Linked DNA regions of Homo sapiens: regions 1, 3, 4, 5 and 6 are each linked to region 2. A link is a loop called in an ENCODE intact Hi-C map of the cell type or tissue named here. Cell type or tissue: GM12878. All regions are shown on one strand.

Region 1 (5,000 bases), 190 kb after region 2:
GGTGTTTTTCTTCTTACTTACTCATCGTATAATCCCAGAGGTACTTTTATTTCTTTATTCTTCTACATGTTCCATTTCCTCCAAACTGGGACTGGAGTTACTGGCTTGCTAATTGGGATGTTACAAAGAAAGACAGACAAGTACAATTCCAGTTTGGTAGGAAGGAAAAAACAAAAAAAACCCAAAACGACTCTCTCCAGTCTAGTACCTTCGAGTACAGCTCATTAAAACTAATTTTATTCAAGGCCTGACGCCCATGACGAGCCAGACAGCACATGCCTCGGTCTCCTTTCCCACGCCTTCCTGCTGCCTGTCTCTGCTGTCTAGCTGTGCGAGTGCGAGCATGTGTGTGTAAGCGTGTGTGAGCATTGTGTATGAGTGTGAGCGTGTGTGTGAGCATGTGTGTGTGTGGACGTGTGTGTGTGAGCTCCCTCACACAGGGGAGGGCTTTGTGACCTGGCATGGGGGCACTCGGGGCGGCTGAGGTTGCAGCTGGGACGGACATGGCACCCCAGATGCAGCTGTGGGGCCTGCACACCCTGGGCTGGCCCTGATCTGAGAAGTTTAGGGGAGCAGCCCTGCTTTCCAACAGAGGCTGCACTCACCAGCTTGCACCAGCTCGGGGAAAAGTAGCAGCTGCCCCCCTAGGCTTCTCTGGGGAAGGAAGTAGGCTTCCGAGCACCCATCATGCTGGGCAATGTCTGTTCTAATCCCACACATGTCCCACCTTTGGTTTCAAGTAAACAAAAGGCAGGCTTTGACTTTCTTGTTATCAGCCCGGCAGTGTCACTGGGTCATTCCAGTGCCCCACTCACGCCACTGATGCTCCAGGCTGAGGCGGCCACCACAGAGAGCGCAGGGTGGGGGCGTGGTGGGGGCGCAGCACTCACTGCTAGTGGGCGATGCCGTGGCCAGCCGCATCACCCTAACCGCTCTTTCAGTGCTCAGGGCCAGGGGTCAGTGTTTCTGAAGATAATCTAGTATGACAAAAGACAGGTTTTTACGAAACCAAGCCATGCTCTTTGATGGGAAGTTACTTTAGGCATGGCTCTTCCCAAAGAGCACGTGCACAGGCCTGGGAGCCGTGTGAGAGGAAGCTGGATTCCAGGCCGGGGGCAGGCGCGGCAGAGAAGGGATCTCGGGGGCCCCTGCACCCGCCGGCAGCCACTCCCACCAGCTCAGCAACAGTAGCGCTCGCCAGTCCCTCAGGTGTGAACATGACACGTGTCTGTGTGTCCGGGCTGCAGTTGGGGGAAGAATTCTGGGGCACTTCAGGGGGCCCATCGTCAATACAGCAGATGAGGATTTGGGATTGTGTTACAAAGTTTCCTTAGGTTGACGGTTACTTAATGACTTTATTTACTGAAGAGGAAACAGCCCTTCACAGGTAAAATGGCCAAAAGAAGCTCCTCAAGAGAGCTTAACCTACTCTCCAGATCCTGTGGATTTGGCTTTTGTAAAGGACATGAATGACTTACTTCCAGGGACAAGTCTATTTTAGCTCAATCTTCACCATTTCTTTTCAGCAGCCACACGTGTTTACAGGCCGTGAAACTAGATTTACAACCATTCTGCAACCAGCAAGGACTTCTGCAGTCTAATTTCAGCAAGACGGAAGGTAGCTGATGCAGCTGCGTGCTCCTTTCCATCATGTGCGGAGCCACGGCGGGTTCTGATGTGCATACTGGCGAGCTGTGGGGACACCAGGAGGGAAGTGGCCTCCCAGGGGCACCCGGGGGAGGGGGGGCCCAAGCCACCTAAGGTGGCAGGCACCTGCATCCATATGGTCTGCCAGTGCAGGTGCCCTAAGGCTACAGTGAGGCCTAAGGAGAGGAAGAAGTATTTAAAAAGTGAAGATAGTGACATTTTCAATGCTTTATAATACATGCCACTGTGCATTATAGCATATCATGCAGATTTATCCAGGGCTAAAACGTATGAATACATTTCATTGCTAAGAAGTTAAATTGGTATTTATTTCACTGTAATAAAAATGTTATTCAAGATAATTAAATGGCTGATTAAATAACTCATTGTTAGCCCATATACATAATTTAATTAACAGGATACCCCATATTATTAAGATCACACACTGTTGCAATACCCTGTATGCTCACTAGATGGCAAGAGAGTGCATATGCTTGGCTTGGCTTTAATTGCAACATTTTTGCCTCCTTTTTTTAACTCATGAAAATGAAAGCTTAAGCTGAACTTTCAAATTAAATCATGTCCATTGTAAAAGTATTTTTGAAATGCAATAATATGTTCTGTACTGAGTCCCAGCAATACAGGAAGAAGACTCACATTCGGAGCCTGGTGGTGGTGTTACTACCACAGTGCCACAAAGAAAAGCCCATTCCGTCGTTTTCTATTAATGTGTCTTAAAATGCAAATGAAAGCCCGCCAGTGGAACAGGGAACTTTCCTCCCTGGGGAGTTTTAGCCCCATGATTAGTGAAACGTCAGTCCTGTGAATTTATAATTGATTCTTCATGTCTTTGCATAAGAATGTTCCGGCAAGCTGGTGACTTTCAGGTGACGCTGACAATGCCCTCAGCAGGTGGAGGCCTACTGCGGACCGCCCAGACCGCCAGGTGGGGGTGTCAGGGCTGGCCACAGGCAGCACAGGGAGAATGGCCTGTTTTGGGAGGCAGAGGGGTCAGGCCGGGTGCTTCGGGGTCACCTGGTTGCTGGCCAAGCCTTGGGTGGTGAAGAGGCCACCAGGGCAGGGGAGCAGGAGGGCCTACTTTTCACTCCCACTCAGAGGTGGGCAAGCCCTGCTGCAGAAGCCAGAGGGGGCTGGAGAAGGGAAGGGGGCGGGTGGGAGGAGGGTGAGGACCAGAACAAAGCACCTGTGCGGGCCACCTGACCTCAGTGGGACTATCTCAGGAGTGGCAGCGGAAGAAAAACCTGCTCTGAGCAAAACCACAGAACTTGAAAACCGTAATTTCCTTTATCCAGTGTGTTGAAGGAGAGGAGAGAGCTGTGTGAATGTCAGAGCTGGGAGGGATTTCAGAGATCTCAGATCTATGCCCTTATTTTAAGGAGGAGGCTGAGGCTTGCAGTAGTGCGAGGCTGCGTCACGGTCGCTTGCTACCGAGGATGAACAGGACGCCGAGTCTCCTTGTGCGTCCAGCCTGACGTAGACGCAGAAGCGCAAAGGCAGCGGCCCCGCACTGGGCACTGGGGCTGCGCTAAAGCCGGGGTGCGGGCTGCACGTCTTCCTGATGGAATGCCTGAGCCACTGATGGCTGTGAATCTATACCCGCACCCAGCCTGCTCGGAGCAGTGCCCGGGGTCACAGTCACCTCTGGGGATGCTGCAGGGTCCGTGCATAAAGCAGGGCTGCCACTTCAGGGTTCATGACAGAGCCCGTGAGCACAGTTCTCCGCTGGTAAATTGCCTGCTCTGCCTTGCTGAAAATCAAGCTCAGGAATGACCTTGGCCCCATGAAAGCCGCATGGGTGTGGGAGTTAAGGTCGCTGTCTTCGAACAGCCCAGGAGGTGTTACGAGCACTGCTCCGGAGCGCCTGCTGCTAGCTGATTCCTGCAGTAGCTCTCAGTACGCACAGCTGGCTGCAGGGACACTAGCTCCACACAGGGCACCCTGATGCCCAGTGTGGGAGGTGAGCCAGGTGTGGGGTGCGTTCCAAACAAAGAGAGGAGCCAAAAAACACCGTTGCACAGGCTGGCGAGAGCCAGGAGACACGGAAAAACAGATGACAGCCTCAGTTCAGCTCCTTGATTTCTAAGCTGTTTCCCTGCGGGCTGAGAGCTCTGGGGTGACGTCCTAAGAAGGTCTTGTGGGGAAGCCTGTCTTCAGGTGTTGTAAGCATCAATCATAAAATCAAAACCATGAGGTGAAAAAAACACCCTCCACGAAGATAGGGAGAACAAAGGACACCTTCTGGGGATGGAGTTCAGAGAAAAATGGGGGAAAATGAACAATACTTTTAATTAAATCATTTAGACCCACATTTCAATAATGAAATCTGATCATCTAAATTCTACATTCTGTTGAAATTTCTTGCAGTAGAAATAAAGTACATATAGCCCCATAATGTGTCACTGGGCTCCCTGTTAAGCCAGTACTTAGCTGGCTTCTCTGCACGGCCGGTCCCTGCCAGCATCTATTATACCAGCGGCTCCCTCGCGGCTCCCACTGACCCCGCTCTTCCAGATCACATGGCAGCCCTGCTTGGCCACCCACGTACCTTCATCAGGAGCAGACAGTTTGCCATGGAGTACATCACCCGGCCCAGACGTGACCTCCACAGCCGGATAGAGGCTACAAGGTAAGAGCAGCCTGTAAGTGCACAAATAAATTCGAGGCTCTTTCTAGCCCTCAATTACTGGGTCCTGTGAATTCTAATTTAACTTTAAAAGATCCCTCTTGTTAACACCACTGGATTTCGGCCTGGAATGCTGAATATGCTGCAGGCTGCACTGAGGCAGAAAATACAGCACTCGCATTGGGACCAGAGGTGGCTTTGGGAAGAGACCCTCGGCATCAGAGAACCAGGAGGGTGGCTGCTCAGCATCAGCCCAGACACAAGGCCAAATGGTCCGACCGGGGGCCCCGTTTCCAAAGCCAGAACCCTGAGAAAAGGAGCAAAGCTGACAGAAACGACGACATTGCCTGCAGCTCGACAAGGCTGGGAGGGCCACTGGCCAGGGTGGCCGCCAGCCTCTCGCAGTTGACCTATGGGAGGCCACCCGGAGGGCCCCACCCATGCCCAGCCATGAGGCCTCCCCTGCCTCCCGACCATGGGCTGGTGCAGACGCCGGTTCCCCCAAGGAGTGCTACACCGTGTTCCAGAACTCAAGTGGCTGGCACATTCCGCTGGGGACTCGGCACTCCCCTGCAGCTGGCTTCCTTCCCTAGCACCTGCTGCCACACGGTGGCTGACCGCGACCCTGAGCCTGGCCCGTCCCTCCCTGCTCTCCCCTGCACATTATTTAGTTAGCAGCCATCCCTCCACTGATTTCAAACCTTCAGGG
Region 2 (5,000 bases):
GTGGCCACAGTCCCTCACACCCCTGTGCAATGGAACTCCACAGCTTCTCCCATCATGGGCAGAGTCTATTTCCTGACCCCTGGGCTCACCTCATGACCAACTTGGGGCACAGAAGGAGACAGAGTGATGCTCCAGCTCTGAGTGGAGGCTTCGGGGGGCCCCGTGTGCACCCACTCTTTTTGAAGCAGCGCCAAAATGCTGCTGCCACCCTGCAGACATGTTCAGGCCAGTTACTTGAAGTGAGAATCTGCAGGCTGCAGACAGGCCTCCCAGCTGATGCACTGGAGACCAGCCACCCCACCAGCTACCCAGAGACACCAGAGTGAGCCCAGCCAAGACCATAACAACTGCCCAGCTTAGCTCAGTCCAAATTGCTGACTACAGAGTTAAGATTAATGGTTAAATGGATGGTTATTATTTAAAATCACTAAGTTTTGGCCAGGCGTGGTGGCTCACGCCTGTAATCCTAGCGTTTTGGGATGCTGAGCCAGGCTGATTGCCTGAACTCAGGAGTTCAAGACCAGACTGCGCAACACGGTGAAACCCCATCTCTACTAAAACACAAAAAATTAGCCGGGCATGTGGCACACGCCTATAGTCCCAGCTACTTGGGAGTCTGAGGCAAGAGAATCCCTTGAACCGGGAGGCTGCAGTGAGCCGAGATCACGCCACTGCATTCCAGCCTGCTAAACGAGCGAGACTCCATTTCCAAAAAAAAAAAAAAAAAAAAAAAAAAATCACAAAGTTTTGGGGTGGTTTGTTACACAACAAAAGCTAACTGATATACGCTGTTTGGGATATCTCCATCCTTAGGAAACACATTTTCTTCCCACCATAGAAATGGAAAAATATGTGCTTCCCAGCCTCCTTTGTATCTAAGGCATGGACGCCTACAAAGCTTCCATGTAGAATTGTGCGGATTGTAGCTCTATGAATAGTGGCTCTGGATTTGTGCAGTGCACAACCTGTGCAGGCCCACAAAATGGCCCCGAGCTCTAGGTACCAGACAGACCGGCCCCCAGGCTCTGCACAGGAAGCTAGTGAAATGCAAACACAGCAGCACAGCCGCTTCCATAGCAACAGCGGGCAGCCTAGCAACCACCCGCACCTGCTGCTGGCAGCCGAGGGGCCCTTGCAGGTCGTGGTGGGCGGCACAATCCATGGGCTTTGTTCCCTTCCACACGCACCGAGGCGGGGCTCCGGGCCTCCCAGAATTCCTGCGAGCTCCCAAAACGCTTTCAACAAATTCCCTTTGTGCTTAAATTAGCCCGACTGCGATTTTCCTGCTTGCAACTAAGAAACGTGTGGTTCTTGGTTCCGAACTGCTGAGCTGAGCCGGGTTGCGTCTGGTGACCTCAGCCCTCACCGGCCACAGACCCTGATGGGCCCACAGGGGAAGCGAAGGGCACGGTTTCCATGCAGTGACCTTGAGTTGCCTTCTACGGCGTGGGCAGAGCGCGAGAGCAGTTTCAGGCCTAAGGGAGGAGCATCCGGATGAATAGCTGCCCGCGAATAAGGACGATTGAGAGCCACGCGACATCTGTCAGGGATCTCGTCCTGCCCCTGAAGAAACGCCGGGCATGTTTCCCGCCTCCCCGGCCGATGGAGCTCCGCATGGGGTTGGCCCAGCCTCCATCCAGAGTTCGTCTTTGCCATCAACGGCCAAAGTGACCTTTCTTTCTCCTGACTGCTCTTTCGGTCGTCAGGTCTACGTGGCTGCTGTCACCGCAGGGACACAACGTGGGTGCCACTGAGGATGAGAACTCACGCGGAGCGAGGCCGGGTGCTTTCTGAAGAGTCTGACACCTCGGCCTCTGCCTCCTGCTCCCGCCTGCTCTTTGTCCTTTCTACGCCTTTAACTCGTCTCCCTTCCTAACACACACACACACACACACACACACACACACACACACACACACACACACACACACACACACACACACACACACACACACACACACACACACACACACACACACACACACACACACACACACCCCCCCCACCCACCCACCCACCCAAAAAGAATTCCCGCAAGCATCGGCGGCCTGAGCGCCCTCCGTGGCTCTGCAAACCTCCCCGCGCCTGTGTGGGCGCCGCCGTCCTCGTCCTCTTTTCCCACTAGATGGCAGTATGGAGCCACGGATCCGCCGCCACCGCCGGGCAGCCCCAGGCTGTGTGTCTGCGCTCATCCATCTCAGCCCACGCTTCAGAGGGCTCTGAGAAATACACGCGTGCCAGCTCTCCGGTCATGCCTCAATGCAGCACCTAATAAATCCCGGCTCTCTCCTTAACCAAACCGTTTCCCTCCTACTTTGCAGATCAGATTCTGCAGTCTACACAATAGGTCTCCTCCTCGGAAGTTATGGGAATAAAATCAGGGTAATGGTTCTGACTTCAGGCCCAGTGTTTATAGCCCCTCACGTTTGCTTTAAAGCAAGCATAATCCTACACTGCTGAATTAACCAGGTACAAAGAAAGGCCCCGTGCGCCTTCACTGTGCCTGCTATTAACACAGACTCCCCTCCATGAAGCCTGGTGGAGGGTCTGCAGGGTGGGGACTGCGTGACAGTGGGTACCCACATGGGAGGGGTAGTGTGGAGGCAGAGGTGTTTGTACCCAAGCTCCTCGCCTGTATGGGAGTAAACTGAGCCCCAGACAAGTGCGAGACGCCCCAGGAGCAGAGCATCTGGAAGGGAGGTGCACGCACTGCTGACCCCCACAGAACTATGGGGCAGGTGGCTGCCAGGGCCCACATGTTCACCGGGCCGAGGGGCTTCAAGGTGCTGCTGGGGCTGGAGCTGCAGCTGCCCGCTTGCCCAGGCCTCACCAGGCTTCCACCTGACAGTCACCGTGGTGCGCTGTTTCTCTCACTCAGTAGCCAGCAAACAGCGCTCAGCATCAGTCCTGGCAAGGCAGGCTGCCTGGGTCAACTCAGGGGCCATCAGCCCGGTGGCCGGCCACAGACAGGGAATCCTGGCTGCCCCGAGAGCCCTGTGGATGCCACTCCGGCCCCCAGGAGGAGCAGTGGGAGCTCCTGCAGGAACCTGGAACAGGGCTTTGCTATCTAATTCCCTAAACCCCAGAACCCAGAGAGTGTTCCCTCCTCCAGGAGGTGTCCCGGCTTCCTCTGCCCTCTCAGCCAGCGCTGCCCTCTTCCCTTCCAATTGAGGGCACTGTGCAGCCAGTGCCGAACGGCTCTTGTTTTCTGCAAGAATCAGACATAAGAGGGGAGAAAGGGGTGAAGACCCACAGATGACGGCTCCGTGCCTTCCAGGGCACTAATGCATCACGTCCAGTTCCTCACAGAACAAATTTGGAAAACGTCTTAGACGCTGCTGAACAGCTGTAGCTGGGGAAGCTACGGGCAGCAAGTCCTCGAATTGTTTCATCCAACCTTGCTTCGTTGTAACACTGATGAGGAAAAACACTGAATCCCAGCTGGGGCCGCTGTCTGTGGCGTCTGTTTGTTCTCCCCATGTCTGCGTGGGTTGTCTCTGGGCACTCTGGTTTCCTCCCGCGTCCACACGTGTGCACGTGAGTCCCTGGTGTGTCTGCCCGGTCCCTGTGTGAGTGCGGGTGTGTTGCCCTGCGATGGGACAGCGTCCTCTCCAGGGCTGGAGCCCACCCTGCACCCTGAGCTGCCAGGTCAGGCGTGGGCCACCCGCACCCCTGAACCAGAATCACTGGGTAACATGGATCTTATTTCTATTAATCTTTCTTAAATGTATGTGTAAACCACATTTACTTCAGTATTTAATATTAGAAGTGTTTGGGGGCCGGGCGCGGTGGCTCACGCCTGTAATCCCAGCACTTTGGGAGGCCGAGGCGGGTGGATCACGAGGTCAGGAGATCGAGACCATCCTGGCTAACACGGTGAAACCCCGTCTCTACTAAAAATACAAAAAATTAGCCGGACGTGGTGGCGGGCGCCTGTAGACCCAGCTGCTCAGGAGGCTGAGGCAGGAGAATGGCGTGAACCCAGGAGGTGGAGTTTGCAGTGAGCCGAGATCGCACCACTGCACTCCAGCCTGGGCAATAGAGCGAGACTCCGTCTCAAAAAAAAAAAAAAAAGAAGTGTTTGGGGTCTTTTTTCGAAGTCTGGTGATGACCCTGTGACCAGAATGACACCCTAGGCACTTCAGTCTTGCTCATTAACGCGCCCATTGTGGAACTGGTTTCATTAACTGCCATTTCACCCAAGCCTGCCATTTCCAAGAACCTATGACGTGTGTTGCCGTTTCTATGAACCCGTCTACGGCGTGCATGAGAACGTACTGTCCTGGGCTATGTTCACCACTGCCTGGCACCCAGGCTTCTCTACGGGGCCAGGTACTCAGTACTCAACACCCAGTACTCTGCCACGCCGACCGCCCTACACACATCGTGTCATGTAATCCTCACAAGGCCCCAGTGGGAGGCATGAAAATCATTCACTCCACCAATGAGGAAACTGAGGCTTAGGATGTTTCTGTAACTTCATGAAGATCACACTGTCACTTGAAGTCGTGTCCCAGCCTGGGACACAGCGGGTCGTGTGATGCGCTGGTGGAAGAGGCGGCCGTCTGCCCACATGGATTTGCAGGAGGACAGGGGTTGGTGTTGGAGCAGAGAATGGGGGGCAGTGGACAGCCTACAGCCCCGTGGACACTTGGACAAAGATGCTGTGGGCAGCCCTAGGGGAATGGAGGCCCAGCTGGCAGGCCTTCCCTGTGGCCAGGAGTCCGCACATGGAAGCAGAGTCTCCACCCACTCTGTGGGCAGCACCCCAGACCCTGCAGGATCCCCGAGGCCAGCAGCACCTCCAGGACTGGTGGACCTGGGGCAGCCAGGGAGGCTTTGTGGGCAGTGGATGCCGCCGTGCAGGTGAGGAAGAGCCAGCCAGCCTCACATGCACAGAGCTGACACCCTATGTGTGCACGAGAGCTTTGCCAGTGTCAGGAGCGTCTTGGCTCCCCCAGCCTGGGCAGAGCAGCCTCGAGCATGTGAAAGCCTCATCA
Region 3 (5,000 bases), 230 kb after region 2:
TCCTATGCCCCTCCAAAGAAACAGAGCTGAGTTTTAACCAAAAAAACAACACACAAAGAAGTTCAAAGATTTGTTTTTACTTCTAGCCTTTTTAGTTCATCTATTTACCTACTAGTATCAACCAAGTTCAACAGAATGTTTATTTAAATTTTCTGAGACTTCTATAGGAATTATTATTTTATTATTAATCAGGCCTTTGCATCTCTTGTACCACTGGTTTTAAATATTTTCTACCTCCAATCAGGCTCTGCATTTCCTGACAACTAGGACCATTCTCTGTAGCTCCACTGCTGCAGCCAACAAATGCTGACAATCGAGCCTGCAAAATGCGGCAGTGCGAGACTTTCCCATGTTACTGATACATTCGGAAGAGAGTAAGAAAACCAGCAAATACAGTTGGTACTAGATAGCAGCCATTATTCCAAGCAACTTACACGTGACATCATTTGATCTTTAGGACAACCCAGGCAGCAAGGAGGATTGGCATCTCTGTTTTACCAATAAGGACACTGGGGCACAGAGATGTCAGATAACTCCTCCAAGGCTACGCGATTCAATGGGGGAAGCAGGATGTAACTGGGGATGCCTGACAACAGGGCGTGGGCTTTCAATAGCTGCTTACACTGCCCTCACAAGACATCCTGCCAGGACTGTTTTCTATTTAAGAACACATGAGAGGCTTCAAACATATTTATGAGGTTCTCCACCAAGAGACGCACACTGCACAAGGCTCCCAGTGCTGCAGAAGGCTCTCCGTAACCCGCCCTTCTCCCTTCCCAACTGGTGGTTTCTTGTCACTCTCCTAGAACTACCCTATGCTGTAGCCTAGTGTTTTCCAAACAATGGTCGTGACCGTGACCCAAAGGGTGAACCACAACCAGATTTTTAAAATAAATTAAATCAGAATAGAGACAAACGGAAAATGTCACGGCGTGTGCCATATGCACGGACACGTTTGGTTCCACCGCTCTGCATCTCTGTGCGCCAGGTCCCGATATGGGACGGCTCTTCCCTGTGGAGCGCAGCTCAGACGTCTACTACCCGGCCCCTGCACCAAATCATGCTGCCCTGACAGAGCAGGTGCTTGACACGTAGCTGCTAAATGTACAAACAGATGCACCAGGGAGCACCTCCAGGTCAGTGTTTCGGTAAATCGGAGTGGGAGCATTCTGTAAGTCAAGGCTTGTTGCTGGGTACTTATCTGATTTTTCAAGACTGGATAAATAAGGAAAACTGAGGCTACGAAATTATGTATAAATCAAAGCAAACCAGAGCGACACACAGACAAATGTACAAATATTAAATACCATGGCCTTACCCCTGCGCCCAGGGTACACGTGCGGGTAGTACTCGTAATAAAGATCTGGCTGATCAAGATTTCCGAAGGGTTCAAATTCCATCTCAGCATTCTGGAAAAGGCCCAACTTCACTAGTAGTGCCAGCCTGACAAACCAGAGCTAAAAACAAAATACAATGGAAACAATAGGTTATCTACATATATCCAGTTCAGAATTTGCTATTCCTTATGAGTTGGTGTTAGAGGTTAATTTCTCATATATTAAAATAAGGGCTAACCTAACTTTCTATCTTTGCATATTTACACAATCGTATTTAAAAAATTACTCTTGAAGCTGGGCATGATGCCTCATGCCTGCAGTTCCAGCTACTCAGGAGGCTGAGGTGGGAAGATTGCTTGAGCCCAGGAGTCTGAGTCCAGCCTGGGCAACATAGCGAGACCCTGTCTCTAAGAAGAAATTACTATTGAGCTTAATAACAATGTGAATGATTTTACATAATTGTTTACTCAATAAGTAAACAGTGCTTACTGAGCAGGTCTGTGTGCAAAGCACTGTGCTAGGTGTCATGAAAATGAAAAGGCACCAAAGGAATGCGCCACCTAGTGGAGGGCGGGGGAATGACGGCGGGAACGGGAGCAGGAAGGAGAGGAAGCGCAGGGATGGGTTGTGTTTGAGGGCAGCTCTCAGGGCTGCAGAATTTCAAGGGGCCACAGGCTAAGGAAGGGTCTGCTGGTTCAGGGAACGTAAGGACAAAGGTACAGAGTGGACAAAACACAACATACGAGAGAGCACAGTGTGCTCTCAGGGGTACATTCAGGAAAATGGTGGGAATTTGCATTAGACAGCTGCAGAGCCAGAGACTTAGGATTAAAAGGGTACCTTAGAAATGACCTAATTGGATCTGACTTTACTGATGAGAAGAATGAATTTCACTAAGTGTCCGCTGAAGGATGAACGGATAAAGGAACGTGGCATGACGCACAGTGGAATACCACTCAGCTTTCATGGAGGAAATCCCGTCGTTTGTGCTGTGGATGAGCCTAGGGGACATGACGTTAGACAAACAAGCCAGGCACAGAAAGACAAACACCGTGTGACCTCACTTACACATGGAATCTGAAAACACTGAACTCACAGAAGCAGAGTAGATGGCGGGTGCCGGGGCTGGGGGTGGGGAGGAGGGCCGGGCAGGGGAGGTTTGAGAGATGTTAGTCAAAGGAAACAAAATCCAGTGACGCAAGGAATAAGCTCAAGAGATCTATTGTAGACGTGGTGACACAGTTACAATGTATACTAAAAATTGCTAAGACAGATTTTCAGTGTTCTCATTACACACACACACACACACACACACACACACAAAGGCATGCGAGGCAATGCATGCGATTTAGCTTGATTTAACCATTCCATAGTGTACACATAGCCTGTCATGGTCTGAGGGTTTGCATACAACACGAGAAGATGAAATTTCACATGGTAGCCAATGGGAAACTATCCAGCTCTTGACTAGCTCCGTTTCAGACCTAGTTGGAAAGGAGGGTGGTTCACCCTCTTTAGGCAGCCTGGTGGTTCCTGGCTCTAGGGAGGTCACCATATTGGTGTTGAGCTAGTGCCAACACCTGATCAACAAAGTGCACTACGGCCCAGAAGCCCCAGGCCCAAGTGATCTTCCTGCCTCAGTCTCCCCAGTAGCTGGGACTACAGTCAATGCGCCACTGCGCCGGGCACAGTTTTCCAGCAGGAAAGTGAGATGATCAAAAGTGTGCTTTTTTGGAGGTAGTTTATGGAATGAATGTGAATAAAGAAACTTGAACTAAGTTCATAAAAGAGGCCAAAGCAACACTGCAATGAGAGCTCGAACTGTGGGTGGTGGTGGGTTGGAGAGAAATGATAGGAAAACAGCCTAAGATTTGGCAAACCAATGGATGGAGAGGTGATGGGGGAAAGTACATTTAAAGCTAGAGCGGCTCTTCTTGTCGGCTCTTGGGGGAAGAGAAAGAAGGAGAAGGAGCCTGCTGGAAATAGCTAAGCTGTCAGGGCTCCCCAGAGCTGCTCCTTTCAAAAGCTCATCACAGTTCTGAAGGATCTGGTGATCTGTTTAGTCCCGGGGGATTCCCATGTAAGCTAGAAGAACAGTTAAAAAACTCCCCAGGGAAAGGTAAGAATGTATCAACGTTTGCAGCTGTTCCTTCTTCTCAGATGAGTTTCCTTTTGTTCACAAGTCTATTTTGTGCATTCCCTTTTCTTTTTTCTTTTTTTTTAAATTTCAGAGCAAGTGATATACCACGAGGAGCAAATGGCACATGGACCCTCCGTCCTTGGGGTGGACAGAACCAACTGCTCCTGTCACTGTTTCCTACCGGGCCCAGACACGCCCCAGAGCCCCGCACAGGCCAGTTGCTACTGCCAGTCGTGAGGCGAACCCACCTGCTGACCCAAAGCCATGCCGGTTCCACCATGAGACTGAGTGTGGGCACTTGTGAGCGTGCTTCTGGGGCGCACAGGCATCCTGACGGGCCGAAGTGAGAATTCCAGTGCCCCAGTATAGTATATACAATATAATTAGGAGAGAAAGAAGCAGGATATGAAAACATACTTTTTGTTATTGGCATGAAAGGCCATGGTCCTGTCCATGTCCCCAGACTGTGATAAGCCAGGTTAAACTCCAGCACCTGAAAGGTGTTCTCACCTGCAGTGAATCTGTCGTGTGGCTGGTGAGCAGCCCGCTCTTGCCGTAGCCCTGGCCGTGGGCTGTGAGGAGACGTCCGCACAGGTCCACTGCTGCCCTCCAGTTTCTGCAGCTCTGCAAGACACGGCAGAACATGTGACCAAACACACATGCAAGGCATGGTGGAATCCATGACCCAAACGCATAGCCACTGGCCACAGCTGCTCACCTTGCTGGAAGCAGCGCCAGCCAGCCGTTAGTAATGGTGACAACGTCAGTGTGCTGACGGCACGGAGGGGCATGCCATTTGTCAACGCTGCACGTGTAATTAGGCAATAAGAGAGCCAAGCGTGAGGTACAGTTCAAGCCGATCAAATCATAAAAACATTACAATTCAACAACCGATAGAACATCGGGAAGAGGCTTTTTATTGGAAAGCTCCGCACATCTCTCAATCTATATGACTGGTTTCCTTTTTAGCAAGATTATCTTAAGATTTCTGTCAATTTAAAATCAATAAGGAAATTTTATGCTATGTGTTGGACATATTTATTTGTATCTGTAAGATTTGCATATGACTCTAAAATAACTGGCTTTATATGTTCATAATTTTAATTTATCAATATGAAAAAATCAATGAACTGGGTGAACACAACATGTTCCAGGCCCGTGTGGCAATGCACAGTATACTTTCACATCACTTAACGTTACGGCTTCAACATGGAAAGGCTGGCTGGTACTGACACACTGGCTGATTCGTACAGACTCTTGTGTTTATCTTTGCCCTTGTGCAATACAGAAAGGACAGCCATTAGGCAAATGAATGGGAAAATAAGATCAGAATGTTTAAACCTTTTAAGAAGCTAAAAGTGGATGCTCACTCTGTCTTTTCTCAATGTAACGGGCACTATCTTTGAATACGGTAGATGTCCTCATTTCTGCAGCCAGTCAATAAACATGCTTTAAGTACCTCCTGCCTGACAGAGACTGCAAGGCTGGCGGGGAGGTTAGTGAACGAGCACTCATTAGTGGTA
Region 4 (5,000 bases), 430 kb after region 2:
CTGGGTGACAAAGCAATACCCTGTCATACACACACACACACACACACACACACACACACACACACACATATCACAGTGTACTACCTAAATATACACAAATTCTATTTGTCAAGGACACTTCAATAAATCTGGGGGGGAAAAAGCCAACAGTATGATCTGAAGCAGTATTTTCCAAATTTGTTTTGATTGGACCTATAGATAGTTTTACATAATGACTTCCCCCACACATGTAAATAGATATGCACGTAACTGAAATAAACTGTTTACAAGGGAGTACTCACATTGAAAACCTGTGGCACACTGTGCTTCACTCCAGCCTCGTGCTGGCCCCGGCACCCTGATGTGGCTTCATGGCCGGTCACAGGCTGCAGCCCCCAGTGGAGGAGCTCCGGTGCTGGGATTCAGATATCTCATGAACTCTTAGGCAGCCCTTGGAGTAGGCAAGTTCCTCTTCAGATGTAACAGGGGTTCCGGCAGGTTGTGGCATTGCCGGTGGCATTGCCAGCAGGGACTCAGGTGAGCCCGATGTTCAGCTCGGTAGGTGCAGTGCTGTTACTGAGGGAGCTTGCATTTGAATTAGGGAGATGTCCATGCTGGGATGTTGAAGGACTGCGTGTGGTGGGGAGGTCTTGTTGGAGCAGTTATCCCTGGGCAGCTCAGCCTCTGCTAGAGTGGCAGAAAACTTTCACACGGGGCTGCCTCTTCCTGCCTGTGTATGGGGCAGGCAGTGTGCCTTGATCATGGGGCCCTGCAGCAGAGCCTGGAGCCTTGTGATAGAGTGTCCAGTCAGGCACCTCTGGTCCTTTGAGGTGAAACCTGTTTGGCAATCAGGGCTGGTTGGATGGGCAGGTGTGTATCACCCAATTCTGAATCTTTCTAGTTGAGCAACCTAAGGTGTAAAGTAAGGCGGATGTGACTATTAGAGGTAAAGCCGGGCGCATGGTAGGAGCTGCGTAAGTGCCGGTTGCTCTTACGGCAGGGTTGAAGCTGACTTCCTGTTGGAAGTAGCACTTGAGCCTAAGACTGTGTCTGGATGGTGAGTCCTTAAAGTAAGACACTGTATGTTTTCTTGTTTTAATGATGGAAAACGGCAAATACAGGCCGAGATGGGACCAGGCAGAGACTACAGGGAGACAAGTTTAGCCGGTAAGGCGGGAATCAGGCAGGCGGTGTCTCCAGACAACCTGGAATGAAATAAAGTCATGGCCAGATCTTAGGTTAGATTGAAGAAAAGGCAACACAACAGACATTAAAAAGTACAATTCAGTGAGCTTTGTTTTGCATTTAGAGTTTGAGAATGATAGAGAGGTGTAACTACTCTGAAGCGTTTGTTCCCGGGATGGTTCTCTTGGTTGGAAGAGGTGGGTGCCACAGAGGAGCACTTTCTGCTTGATACATGGGGAGTTTAGGGGTCACATGGGACATGTGGTCGGAGCTGGGGAGTCCACTGGACGAATTGGTTCTGGCTTTGTCCACAGGCATGCCGCCATGCCGTTCCAGCCCTCAGAATGGGAGTGAGCAGTTTTGGGAGGAGGAGCATAGAGAGAGCAGAGGGCAGGTGTCCACCCTGGGGGCCACCTACAGGGCTGCACCTTGACCTGGCCCCAGCAGCCCCTTGTGAATTGATTCACAAGCAAAGCCTCTTTTTTAGTGGGGCGCTTTGGATACTGAGTAGCAAACCCTTTCCATGGGGTTCTAGGGTGAACCAGTCTTCACTGACTTGTACTTGATAAACAGACTTTTTCTAAGTTTATTTTTTATGCATTTAAGAACGCGCAAAACATCCTCACATACTCAGAGGGGGCGGGATGAATTCTTCCCTCCTCCTTCGTCAGCACACAGTTTACTAAAGGCCTCTTAGGTGCCTGTCACAGCCTGAGCTGGCTGCTTGCATATTCCCATGAGTGGGAGGTGTGAGCTCGTTGCTCATACAGTTGAGAGTCTGGCCAGGAACCCGGGTGCCGGTGGTGATCAATGTGTTGCATGTGTGGGGGGAGTGCAGGCTGCCACGGGAAAGGACCAGGGAAAGTCCCAGCGACCTTTGTGGATCAGTCAACTCCGTGGGAGGAAGTGGTGTTTCGACCAAGGCCTGAGAATGTGCAGGCCAAGTGATAGGAAGTAGGCCACATCTCTCTTCGTTGTCATCTGCAAACTACGCATTTTATTGTAAGCTATGTGCCCTTCCAGCTTCAGTCCTGGTCCTGTGAAGAATAATCCATCTTGCCAGTCTCAGGCTTGGGCAGTTTGTAGGACCCTGAGGCTCCTGGGCTCAGATTCTTCTGAATTGTCTTTCTTGACCCTTTCCCTCTTTGCCTTGACATTTATCTCTTAACAAGAAAGACACACAAAACCGTGATTGGTTAGGGAACCGCCCGTCACTACTCTGCAAACATGTAGCCACCACCCATGGCTGTGTTTCCAGAAAGCCACGAAGCTTCTGTTTGTGTAGTTGGTTTCCTAGACTCCTAGCAAGATGATATCTCGATCTGGTCTCTCTGAAAGCGAATCCACGATGTCATCATGCACCCATCTACCCAGGTGACAGGTTTTCAGTCTGGCAGTCATTCTTCAGGGCCCTCCACGCCCAGGCCTCCCTCCCACAGACTCAGTTGGTACCGAGGCTCAAGTGCCATGTGACCTTCCTTCATTTCCCTGTGCTCTTTGCAGACTTCATCACAGCCTTACAATGTTCCCTGTGATCTTCAGAACCCAAGAAGCATTTCTTGAAAGCTTTACCTGTGAGAACTCGAAGCCAGTTATTTTCTAAAGCAAATCAATATTACCTCCTGTAGTCTTTAAGCCTTTTTTTGCTTCTTTTTGAATTATATTTTTTCTTCATAGATCTAAAAAGTTACTTATACAGCCACTTGAAACTCATTTTATTGCTTCCTCTGATAATATGACTGAGAAATATGAGCTTTTTCATAGAGAAGTATATCCCTTGGCCCACGCCAAGGCAGATATAAAATCAGTCGCATGCAGAGAAAATGAGTGGAATAGCACACCACGATTTCCTGCAGGAAATACAGTCCTCTCCCCCACTTATTTTATTCCACACCTGGAGCAAAACTAGGCTAAGATGACCCATTTTCTTCTAGCCAGGGGAAGAAGGCGTTGCAGTGATATGTCTGCAGGGAGAGTGTCTTTTAGAGCACATGCTGCTCTTAAGTGCAGGATGCTGTGCTGCTGGATGTGCATGTAGAGGCAAATGTTTGATTCGGCTTTGAATCTCCACCACTTTGGAATTGGTACCCATTCAAATGCATACATAAGTGTCTTGTGAAACAAACAAAAAAAAAACCGCGAGGGGATTTGGGAAACAAGTTTTCAGGAGCATTGATTATGACCATCAGCTCCTTAGGACGTGAAATGGATGCTTCAAAATGTGTCCCAGAGCTGTCTGTGGCCATCGTGTGCATGTGCACCTGACTCTATAAATGCTCTAGAGTGTATCTCGGCCATTGTGGGCTTGTGTCCTCAACTGACTGTGAATGTTCTAGAGTGTACCTCGGCCATTGTGTGCATGTGTTCCCGACTCACTGTGAATGTTCTAGAGTGTATCTTGGCCATTGTGTGCGTGTGTTCCGGTCTCACTGTGAATGCTCTAGAGTGTACCTCGGCCATTGTGTGCGTGTGTTCCCGACTCACTGTGAGTGTTCTAGAGTGTACCTCGGCCATTGTGTGCATGTGTTCCGAACTCACTGTGAATGCTCTAGAGTGTACCTCGGCCATTGTGTGCGTGTGTTCCCGACTCACTGTGAGTGTTCTAGAGTGTACCTCGGCCATTGTGTGCGTGTGTTCCAGACTCACTGTGAATGCTCTAGAGTGTACCTCGGCCATTTTGTGCGTGTGTTCCCGACTCACTGTGAGTGTTCTAGAGTGTACCTCGGCCATTGTGTGCGTGTGTTCCCGACTCACTGTGAATGCTCTAGAGTGTACCTCGGCCATTGTGTGCGTGTGTTCCCGACTCACTGTGAGTGTTCTAGAGTGTACCTCGGCCATTGTGTGCGTGTGTTCCCGACTCACTGTGAGTGTTCTAGAGTGTACCTCGGCCATTGTGTGCGTGTGTTCCCGACTCACTGTGAGTGTTCTAGAGTGTACCTCGGCCATTGTGTGCGTGTGTTCCCGACTCACTGTGAGTGTTCTAGAGTGTACCTCGGCCATTGTGTGCGTGTGTTCCGGACTCACTGTGAATGCTCTAGAGTGTACCTCGGCCATTGTGTGCGTGTGTTCCCGACTCACTGTGAGTGTTCTAGAGTGTACGTCGGCCATTGTGTGCATGTGTTCCTGACTCACTGTGAGTGTTCTAGAGTGTACCATGGTCATCGTGTGCATGTGCACCTGACTATAAATGCTGTAAAATGTACCATGGCCATTGTGTGCATGTGTCCTTAACTGACTGTGAATGCTCTAGAGTGTACCTCGGCCATTGCGTACGTGTGTTCCCGACTCACCGTGAATGCTCTAGTGTGCACCTCGGCCATTGTGTGCGTGTGTTCCGGACTCACCGTGAATGTTCTAGAGTGTACCTCGGCCATTGTGTGCGTGTGTTCCGGACTCACTGTGAATGTTCTAGAGTGTACCTCGGCCATTGTGTGCTTGTGTTCCTGAGTCACTGTGAATGCTCTAGAGTGTACCATGGTAATCGCGTGTGTGCACCTGACTATAAATGCTTTAAAATGTACACATGCACAAATAGCCATTGTGTGCATGTGTCCTCAACTCACTGTGAATGCTCTAGAGTGTACCATGGTCATTGTGTGTGTGTGCACCTGACTCTATAAATGCTCTAGAATGTACCACGGCCATCATGCACATGTGCACCTGACTCACTTATTTCAGCCATTGTGAGTGTATGTACCTGACTCTATAAATGCTCTAGAATGTACTACAGCCATTGTGTGCACGTGCACTTGACTCTATAAATGCTGTAAAATGTACCATGGCCATTGTGTGCGTGTGTCCCCGACTCACTGTGAATGCTCTAGTGTATACCTCGG
Region 5 (5,000 bases), 72 kb after region 2:
ACCCTACAAAGACCTGGTCCAACTCCAGTCACCTGACACCACACCAGGGTCCTCACTTCAGGCTTTCATTTCACCCAGAGCCTTCGTTTGATGAAGTGGAAAACTAAGGAAGTGAGGAATTGGAATACCCAAGTTTACACACCACTTAGCATCTACTAAAATCTTAATCAGACTCTGACATTTAACTTGTGAAAGTCCGTTTAACACCTAACATGAGTTTATGTATAAAAAATTCAACAAATCTGACAGAATGAGAAGTGGAGGTGCTGGTTTCATGGGTAATTTGAGTTCTACAAGATGAATAAAAAAGTTCAGAGTTCCCTTTCCCAACTTTGTAGATACACTTAAGGCTACTGAGCTGTAAAGTTACAAATGGGTAATATGGTAAATTTTACGTATAGCACAATAAAAAAAGTACCTGCTATATTTTTAGTTTGAACCATGCAAAAGTGCCAATATTCAGCCATTTCTGCAGCATCACGTGATGACACTTGTACCCCTGAATACAAGCAGAACCTCACAGGCATCAAGCTTTCTGGCACAGACACCCCTCCTACTGAAATCCTCTGGCCCACACAGGACGCCACTGATAATGAAGACAGCTGCGCATCCGTGAATTTGGAATTTTGAAAAACATAACTGAAACAGAGTACTGTGAATATATACTTTTTATTTAGTCATTTTTGTTTACAATTGAAACTCTGGGAATTCAAAATTAACATCCTTGCCCGTGAGCTTCTTATAGACACCAGAAAAAGTTTCAACCTACAAGAAAAGAAAGAATTCATCACAGAACTTTGAAATACACACTCAGCTTAAAACCTAATAGTTTCGTGAAATTGTGCCCTGTATTGTTTTTCTCCTCAGCAACTAAGTACACACAACATGTCTGCAGCAGTCTTCACGACCGGGGACAAGCTCTTCTCCAATGCTGTGGGACAGAACTGTACACCACTGCACCGGGGAAGCCATCAGGGGACCCCAGCAGTCACCCACATGGTTATGTCCCCCCAAGACACTGATCCCATCACCACCCACCCCTAACTCACCAAGAATATACAGCCTAACTAAAAGACCACAGAAAGAGTCTACTTCCAAAAGGTACAGAGAATTTCAAGTGTTCAATTCTTGAAACATCTCCATTTAACACCTGACACATAATCCAAAGGAGAGCAGGCTGAAGTGCGGGTAAAAGAACTAGTCCTGAGTTTACTACAGTCATTGCTATGGTGGCGCATGGAGACTGGTTACACTAAAATCCACTCTCACTGTGGCTGAACCTTTCCATGATAAAATGTTGACCTATTACCTTGTGTTCCACATTGTTCTGCTGTGCTTTGTCCAAATGAACCTTTATGAGCCGGCTGCCATCTAGTTTGACGCGGATTCTCTTGCCCACAATTTCGCTTGGGAAGACCAAGTCCTCAAGGATGGCATCGTGCACAGCTGTCAGAGTACGGCTAAAAGAATAGTTTAAAAGGTAAGCAACCTAGCAACGCCTGCCCTCTGGGCAACTCCAGAGGGCACCTCTTTAAGTCAAAATGAAAATGCAAATCCCAGGTTCCTGAAGTCAAATTAACACTCATTTTCAAATAAGCTTGTTATATTTCACGTACCAAACTAAAGCCTTTGCCTACCTAGAATAGGGTAATAGCTTACTGATTTATTTCAAAAGCTCAGTCAATTTTAAATGTTACTCTGGGATAAACTACAAACTCACCAAGGCAATGAGTGACCATCTCTAGGGAATGTGAGATTAGAGGACTTTTATACATCTTTATTTTCACTTGTATTATTTCTCAACTAAATCACTACAATAACCTTTAACACTCTTGCTCATCTCCAAAACCACCCCCTTCCAATGTCAAGATAATCTTTCTAAAGCACGGATATGATCACATCATTTACTTAGCATCACAGAACTGCCAGTGGAATCTTGCTCCTCGTCTGAATATCACTACCAAGTTCAAAACCTACCTACCTGCCACCTAACAAATGAGAAGTTTCAATTAATTGCAAGCTTTTGGGGCAGCTACCATGTACCATGAGACATCAGGAGTAAGTCAAGAGACGGTTCTTTGTTTCAGCATTTAGGGAGCTGCCTTACATATGGTTATCTGTCTACGTCTCACCCCATAGTAGCTAACAATAACACTATAGTCTACTCATTTGGATTTCCTATCTGGCAGCGCCCATATACACAGTTAACATCTTCTGGTGGCTCTCAATTTTACTGCCAACATCTTAATATGTCACAGCCACAAAGGGCAAAAGCCTGAACAAAGTCCATTTCCCAAAACCCTCATCACCTTTCAGAAAGCAAATCAAGACAAACGGATTATTCATTGCGACTCATTAATTAAGCATATTCTTACAATACTAGGAAAGCACCCAAATACGGAAATTAGATTCCAATGTCATCTACAATCTTTTAAAATGGGGAGCAATGGCACCATAACTCAATCATCACAAACCACAGGGACTGGAGCGCTTTAGAGGAAAAACCCTGCTATACCCAAAAACTATCAATTTCAGCATTTAACCTGAGTTAGATAAAGATAGCTCTACTGAATAGGGAAAATAAATCTGAAAGCAGGAAGCCGGATTGGAAAAGTGGTAGAATCACTATGACCTACCAGCTAGGCTTAGTGTGAAGGCTTTCAATGTACAGACTAGGTCCCACTAGAAACACTGAAGCCATTGTCTGAGAAAATTTGGAAAACAGAGGTTTGTACTGAGGGAAACTAAAGCTATGGATTTGAGGGACAGTCCTCTGGGACTGTTCTTATACTCATTTCCTAACTGAGGTTCTCAGAACTGAGTTTCCAAAACCCTCTTTAAGTGTCATGATTTAGGGGAAAAAAATCCTAAATTCTTATGCCACTCTGCCTTTAAAAGTTTTTCAAAGTACTAAGCCATAGAATTCAAGTTCTAGAAAAGCTGGCACCTACCTTTCCACATACCACAGCTCGACACAATAACACATTACCAGACTCCCAACACTGTGTTCTAGTGGTTTTCAGAACAAGACCGAGTTAAAAAAAAAACATTCTTAGCACTACTAGTACTAGCTGCAATCAGCAAATTATCCCAGCCTTGGATCAGTTTCCTCATCCACTGAGAGTAACAATACAAATTAAACATGTTAGAGGGCACAGGCAACACTAGGATTTTTTTTTTCTTCAACTCATCCTTAGGGAAGAGTCCACAGGGATTTAATAGTTCACATTTGTAAAACAACATACTAATCAGAGACTAACAAAATACCAAAAGATCTAGTTCAAGAAGACAACTACCAATATTTGAGTTTATGCCAGATAACCTGTAAGTCAATCAAGTTCATAAATCATTTTCCATCAGCATCTTCAACTGCAGTGATATTTTAACCTGTGATGTTATCACCAAAATCCACCTACATTTTTTTACCTCCAATCCACAGCAAAAATAAAAATCAAAGATAAATCCAAGCCCATGTCAACTGTGTCTAGCATGCTATATCACAGAATTAAAGTAATGATTTCCTTCTCATCATTCCTATCCTGTGCACAAATAATCGGAGGAAATCATCTCATCTTGTGACAGCACTGACCTAGTAGGCAAACAATGGCTACATGAATACATGTATGTTTTACATCTAGAATTCTAAAACGTATCATGTGCAACTATACAGGAAACCAAATGCTGCTACTCAAAAATTCCCACTTGAACATCTGTTTTCATAAACTACAACTTAAACAAATTAAGAGTTGTTAATAAGAGGGGTACACACATTTCTGAAACTACTAAAATACTCACCTCCTGGGACGCTTTTGCTTATTTTTTGTACGGCTTTTTCGAGTTGGCTTAGGCAGAATTCTCCTCTGTAAGGTAAAAATTATCATGTAACAAAATGAAAAAAGACTTTAAATTGACAAAAAGCTGTAACTGCCATACTGCTTTAAAAGCAAGAAGAATGGCAGGGTAAGTTCAAAGTTCGAGAAGGCTAAACAACTTAGACGAACAATTGACTGAGCAAACCCTTCTATGGAGTTACTTCCTGATTCTTGAATAAATCATTCAGAATCCACAGCCTCTACTAATACGCCAGTGGACAAAATCTCCCAGATACGCCTTTCCCCATGCCTATGACCCAGAATACTACTTTTATTCCAGATCAATCCTGGCACTTCATTCCCCATAGACTTCAGTTTGCACCAATCCCCCATCCGAACTGTAACAGGTTTCTTCTTTTTTTGAGATGGAGTCTCGCTCTGTCGCCCAGGCTGAAGTTCAGTGGCGGGATCTCGGCTCACTGCAAGCTCCACCTCCCGGGTTCACGCGATTCTCCTGCCTCAGCCTCCCGAGTAGCTGGGACTACAGGCGCCCACCACCACGCCCAGCTAATTTTTTGTATTTTTTAGTACAGACGGGGTTTCACCGTGTCAGCCAGGATGGTCTCGATCTCCTGACCTCGTGATCCGCCTGCCTCAGCCTCCCAAAGTGCTGGGATTACAGGAGTGAGCCACAGGGCCCGGCCTGTAACAGGTTTCTTAGTTTGATCATCTATGTAAGCAACCCACTAGACTTGTGGAAATTTAAATATGGGAAATCATTTTCATAACTCAAAACACAGCAGTCTGTCACTTTACAGACTTCTTGTTTCGACTCTTAATTAAAGAACGTACTTTATCTTTCTTTTTAAAACTTATTTTTTCTATTTTTTGTAGACAGGGTCTTACCATGTTGCCCAGGCTGGTCTCTACAGTGATCCACCCGCCTCCACCTCCCCGTGCTGGGATTACAGGCCTAAGCCACGGCGCTCTGCCTGTACTTTATCTTTCTACCCAATTGGATTCATAAAAGGATTGTTTTCATGACTCCAACTACCAATGCAGTCTAAATACAAGCAATTTTAGCAAAATTCACAAACAGAAACGTGCTGCAACAGTAGAACAGATACCTGAGCGATAAAGACGACATGCTTCCCACTGAACTTTTTCTCCAATTCGCGTACTAGCCGG
Region 6 (5,000 bases), 350 kb after region 2:
GGGGAGCCAAAAGTTACACACAGATTTTTCAGTTGTGTTGGGGTTTGGTGCCCCTAAACTGTGTGTTGTTTATGGCCCAACCGTAATTTCATAAAGAAAACCAAACTTCTTATGACAAAAAGTAATATATGATATCACCAAAAACGAGTGACCAGGGAATAAGTTAAAGAATCTTAGATAATGAATTCTGCATAAAACACTAACCTGGGAAACAGAAGGGGGGAAAAGAGAACAAATCCAACCAAATATCCATAGAAACCCAGAATGTGGGAAAGGTGTGTACAGCGCTGTTCAGAGGAGCCAAGGGAAGGGGCGGGGCGGGACCCAGGCCACCGCTAGCATGACGAAATGATGACTTCGGGCCTCTGTCCCTCAGGCTGAATGCGTCTGCGCTGGGTGCCCATGCAGCTCACCCCAGTTTCGTTTTTGTGTCTGTCAATAAGTTCAGCACAGTATTGTTTGTAAAAGGCGTGGCTTTACATTGTAGTGGGCTCAGACCCAAGTGACTGCCTCGGAACTCAGTAGAAAGGGGGGAAGCAGCGATTTGAAATTTTCAGGTCATAGAATTGGCGTGATGATGGTAATATGTAACAAGGAGTCATCTTGTAGGAAAATACAGAATAAATAGGAAAGAAAGGAGAACAGAGCCTATGAACCGCCTGGGAGGAGGTGAGAATTTATCAGAAATGGATATGACAGACACTTAGAAGACTGTCTGGATATAGACATAAATGAAAGGGGTGAGTTGAAACTGTCAGATCACTTTCAGCCTGGCTGTGGGAGAGATTGTGGCGGTGTCGTCAATGGTGAGGGCCTTTCTGGAGGGCGGGCAGGTCCCCCTTTGTCTGTCTTTCCCCGTCTCCTGCACCTGCTCCTCCCCAGGGTTGTCAGGTCTGTGAAGGTGGCCCCAGTCCGTTACTCAATGGGGGCACAGGACAGGAGTGGAGGGCTGAACTGGACGGCAGTGGAGGGTTGAACTGGATGGGAGTGGAGGGTTGAACTGGACAGGAGTGGAGGGCTGAACTGACGGGAGTGGAGGGTTGAACTGGACGGGATTGGAGGGCTGAACAGGACGGGAGTGGAAGGTTGAACTAGATGGGATTGGAGGGTTGAACTGGACGGGAGTGGAGGGCTGAACTGATGGGACTGGAGGGCTGAACGGGATGGAAGTGGAGGGCTGAACTGGACGGGAGTGGAGGGTTGAACTGGACGGGACTGGAGGGCTGAACTGGACGGGAGTGGAGGGCTGAACTGTACGGGAGTGGAAGGTTGAACTGGACGGGATTGGAGGGCTGAACAGGACGGGAGTGGAAGGTTGAACTGGATGGGATTGGAGGGTTGAACTGGACGGGAGTGGAGGGCTGAACTGATGGGACTGGAGGGCTGAACTGGACGGGAGTGGAGGGCTGAACTGGTTGGGAGTGGAGGGTTGAACTGGACGGGAGTGGAGGGTTGAACTGGACGGGAGTGGAGGGTTGAACTGGACAGGAGTGGAGGGTTGAACTGGACGGGAGTGGAGGGTTGAACTGGACGGGAGTGGAGAGTTGAACTGGACGGGATTGGAGGGCTGAACTGGACGGGACTGGAGGGTTGAACTGGACGGGATTGGAGGGTTGAACTGGACGGGAATGGAGGGCTGAACTGGATGGCAGTGGAGGGCTGAACTGGACGGGACTGGAGGGCTGAACTGGACGGGAGTGGAGGGCTGAATTGGACGGGACTGGATGGCTGAACTGGACGGGACTGGAGGGCTGAACTGGACAGGAGTGGAGGGCTGAATTGGACGGGACTGAAGGGCTGAATTGGACGGGAGTGGAGGGTTGAACAGGACGGGAGTGGAGGGCTGAACTGGACGGGACTGGAGGGCTGAACTGGACGGGAGTGGAGGGCTGAATTGGACGGGAGTGGAAGGTTGAACTGGACGGGATTGGAGGGCTGAACAGGACGGGAGTGGAAGGTTGAACTGGATGGGATTGGAGGGTTGAACTGGACGGGAGTGGAGGGCTGAACTGATGGGACTGGAGGGCTGAACTGGACGGGAGTGGAGGGCTGAATTGGACGGGACTGAAGGGCTGAATTGGACGGGAGTGGAGGGTTGAACAGGACGGGAGTGGAGGGCTGAACTGCAGGTGTCAGGATCACATAGTCTTGGTTGCTGGATGTGGAGCAGAACCATGTCTTCTGATGAGGTTGCCTGGGTGATTCTGAGAAACGCTGGGAACCCTGGACACTTTGTTCCTCAGCCCTGGCCATCTCAACTCCGATCTCGCCAGACCACCTCCCCGCGCACAGCACGCTGTTCCCTGGATCTCTGCAGCCTTGCGTGGCGCTCCGTGGGGTCTTGGGAAGATCATCTCTGTGGCTTCACCGCTGCCTGTCCGCGTGCCTGGGCGTTTCCAGCCCTTCAGATGGATCCTTTCTGTGTGAACTTGGTGACCGTGTCTGTCTTCCTACATCAGAGTCAGCAAATCACACAGTGGGGATTTTGTAACAGGAAATCTTTTCAAACCATGCAACAAGTACTGTAAATCGGAGATTTGAGTGATAGGGTTTTATGAGAATCTTCATTATTCAACCCAAATTATATGACTGTATAAGATTTTTAACAGTCTTCCTTTGACAGCGATTGACTCTTTGGGGTTATACTCTGTCTGTTATGGCTGGTCAGCCTGCTGTGATTCCCGGTCCTCCCAGCACCCGATGGATCCCGCCGTCTGCCAGCAGAGGGCGAAGCTTCCCGGGCGCAGAGGCCGCACCGTATCACGTGTCGTCTATTGTGTTCACGGTGCCGGGAAACACTCAGAAGTCAGGTTGCCGGCGTCTGGCGGGTTTGTGGCTGCTCCTTATCTTTGGAGTAGTCTTCCTGTGCTTGGGGAAATTTCCTAGGTTATTAGTCGCATTTCCCAATATGAAAATAAGAAATCTATTTTCCAGTTTCGCTGTGACCCGACTCTGCTGGCCTGAGCATTTGGGTGAGACTGATTCAGACGTGGCAGCGTGAGGGGACAGTGGGGGCTGCCACTGCTGCTGTGAGTGGCGGTCGAGGTGGCAGCAGTGCCGGTGACTTCCAGGTGGTGGTCGGTCCCTGGCACGCAGCAGCCTAAGGCAGCAGCAGAGCTGTGGGGTGGCTTCCTTTGTGCTGGATGGGGGCCGCAGAGACTCCCCTGCTGGGCCATGGCCCTGGTGAGGCTCCGAGCTTGGCCCCCAGAGGCTCCCCTTAGCCTGGCCCTCGGCATGGCTGGTGAGAGTGAGCTGCCTGGCACCCCTCCCCTTCCACCCAGCCCCTCACGTTGATCTCCTTTTCTGCTTAATCAGCCGGAGCCAGCTTTTGTGAATTGCAACTAAAAGTGCAGCAAATACACGTGACGTTGGGCTGTGTAAGTCCCCAGGCTGGGGATGGTTACATAGGTGGACACAAGGGCACTGGCTGTCACCACAACTGAGTGCAGCTGTGAGCCAGCGCCACTGTCACTTTTCAGCGGTCTTCATATTTAATCTCCACAACTCTTGAGTCACAATTTCAGTTTTACAGATGAAAAAAACGGAGTCAGATTTCGTGTCCCTGCTGTGGCTGCCCAGGCCCTCCCTCCTGCTGACCTTGGCCCTGGAGCTTCTGCCCTTTTCCTCTGTTCTGTTCTCAGTATTGATCCCTCTCTGCTGCATGCCAGACGCCCTGCTGGAGCGCCCCGAGCTCAGCCATGCAGACACGGCTGGCCTGGCCTTTGGGAGCCTGTCGTCTGATGGGAAGACAGACACAAAGCAAGCAGTTCACCCAGAGTGACAGTGACAAGGTGGCGGGGGTTCCAGGATGCAGGGAGGGCTGTGGATCCGCAGCGGGCCTGGGCTTCTGGCAATGGCCACTGCAATGGGGCACAACCTCTGGTTCCGCGACGTCACGTCACTGCCATCGCTGTCTTCATCCGGCCTGTCGCCATCCACCAACTGCACTCAGGATCAGCTTGCTAAAGCCCAGCAGCAGAAGGAGAAGCAGCCAACAGAAAAGAACTGGGAGGCAAAGAAAGGAGAGTGTGGTGCTGGGAGGATGAGACAGCATGAGAAAGCCAAGGACCTGGATTTCAGAAGAGGGATTGTCTTCTAATTGCTTGAAACCGCAGTTTGCCACTCACCACACGTTTTATTTAAATTTAAATTTTAATTAATTGTTAACATTTAAATTTTTTGTAGAGACAGGGTCTTGCTGTGCTGCCCAGGCTTCACCAGAACCACAGAATATCAGGCGGTGACTCTGATCCTGTGATTCATTAGACATTGGCCCAGAGGCACCCTCGTTAAACTCAAAGCTGATTGAGTTTAGGAAATCAGGGGTTTTCTTTTTGCTGTATGCCGGAAAGTTTTCAGGTGGCTGGATCTGGAACCCCAAGTCGCTGAGGGAGTATTCTATACACAGGTTTCTTGAATTCAGTTCCACTCTGGAGATTTTCCCACTGCTGGCGTGGCCTCAGGAGCCCTGTAAAAGAGTCCTGTGAGCTTCTGCTTTATCGCATCTGGCAGTCTCTCCGCCTTCAGAGCCCTCATGGTGGTCCTGTCAAATCCTAACTGATGCGCTGCTCCGCCTTCTGGCCTCCTGACCCTTGTTTTAGAAGTGAGAAGCCCAGATGTGAGTTCTAAATTTGTTTTTATTCCCACGTGTTCCTGATAGAAACACCTACCACATCTAACACCTAAGACATTTTAAATGGTGGGTTTGAGTATCCACAGGTATCAAAGATGACTAACCATCCCTTGCCACTTGTCACTTTATTTTTATCCTACTGTGTTATTTTATCACCTTGAGACTGTATTTAATCAGTCTCTGAAATGAAAATAAGAGGTTTGAGGTGTCAAACAAATATTATAAGACCAGAAACACTTTTCTCGTTTGGTTTTGTTTTTAACACAGTTCAGGTATGTTTGGCCACCATTGTGGGTACCTGAGTAAGAACTAATTACTCAATAATGAGCCTGGCCCACTTGGAAGAAGAAAGAGCATTGTCTGACTT

Evidence for each region. Peaks named below come from ENCODE experiments on the same cell type or tissue, not always from the same donor. Only the 100,000 strongest peaks of a DNase experiment are listed, where the experiment ranks them.
Region 1: a loop joins it to region 2, with 6 times the contacts of the local background. A loop is called at or near these places in 13 of 110 quality-filtered maps.
Region 3: it touches region 2 in a loop (10-fold over the local background); 71 of 110 quality-filtered maps call a loop at or near these places.
Region 4: it touches region 2 in a loop (3-fold over the local background); 2 of 110 quality-filtered maps call a loop at or near these places.
Region 5: a loop joins it to region 2, with 8 times the contacts of the local background. A loop is called at or near these places in 40 of 110 quality-filtered maps.
Region 6: a loop joins it to region 2, with 4 times the contacts of the local background. A loop is called at or near these places in 7 of 110 quality-filtered maps.

Annotation. Positions count from the first base shown.
Region 1 is chr2:3,459,550-3,464,549 of GRCh38, reverse strand. TRAPPC12 (trafficking protein particle complex subunit 12) reads right to left here. Exons shown (of 12, transcript NM_016030.6): 8 at 4,214-4,287. Among named protein-coding and RNA genes, the nearest start is that of TRAPPC12-AS1, 21 kb to the left of the region's middle. RefSeq lists enhancers at 2,995-3,862, 4,215-4,728. In GM12878, a CTCF peak has its summit at 2,120 (motif pointing right); a DNase peak (open chromatin) is centred at 2,279; H3K4me3 peaks cover 569 bases; H3K27ac peaks cover 977 bases.
Region 2 is chr2:3,648,318-3,653,317 of GRCh38, reverse strand. It overlaps a transcript of ALLC not described here. Among named protein-coding and RNA genes, the nearest start is that of ALLC, 7.4 kb to the left of the region's middle. RefSeq lists enhancers at 1,138-1,377, 629-1,377, 1,488-1,767. In GM12878, a CTCF peak has its summit at 2,138 (motif pointing right); DNase peaks (open chromatin) are centred at 1,067, 1,457 and 1,987; H3K4me3 peaks cover 1,138 bases; H3K27ac peaks cover 903 bases.
Region 3 is chr2:3,420,982-3,425,981 of GRCh38, reverse strand. TRAPPC12 (trafficking protein particle complex subunit 12) reads right to left here. Exons shown (of 12, transcript NM_016030.6): 4 at 3,988-4,101; 5 at 1,319-1,457. Among named protein-coding and RNA genes, the nearest start is that of TRAPPC12, 44 kb to the right of the region's middle. In GM12878, a CTCF peak has its summit at 1,900 (motif pointing left); DNase peaks (open chromatin) are centred at 1,911 and 3,441; H3K27ac peaks cover 998 bases.
Region 4 is chr2:3,220,291-3,225,290 of GRCh38, reverse strand. All of the region lies in intron 4 of EIPR1 (EARP complex and GARP complex interacting protein 1), which reads left to right. Among named protein-coding and RNA genes, the nearest start is that of LINC01250, 97 kb to the right of the region's middle. RefSeq lists an enhancer at 1,924-2,123. In GM12878, no CTCF peak of the experiment used is centred here; DNase peaks (open chromatin) are centred at 2,020 and 2,550; H3K27ac peaks cover 2,262 bases.
Region 5 is chr2:3,576,570-3,581,569 of GRCh38, reverse strand. It overlaps RPS7 (ribosomal protein S7), which reads right to left. Exons shown (of 7, transcript NM_001011.4): 4 at 4,940-5,000; 5 at 3,796-3,860; 6 at 1,310-1,460; 7 at 650-765. The coding sequence ends at 688. Among named protein-coding and RNA genes, the nearest start is that of RPS7, 3.8 kb to the right of the region's middle. In GM12878, no CTCF peak of the experiment used is centred here; no DNase peak of the experiment used is centred here; H3K4me3 peaks cover 3,952 bases; H3K27ac peaks cover 1,669 bases.
Region 6 is chr2:3,301,511-3,306,510 of GRCh38, reverse strand. The region is part of intron 3 of EIPR1 (EARP complex and GARP complex interacting protein 1); the gene reads left to right. Among named protein-coding and RNA genes, the nearest start is that of EIPR1, 74 kb to the left of the region's middle. In GM12878, a CTCF peak has its summit at 2,717 (motif pointing right); a DNase peak (open chromatin) is centred at 2,700.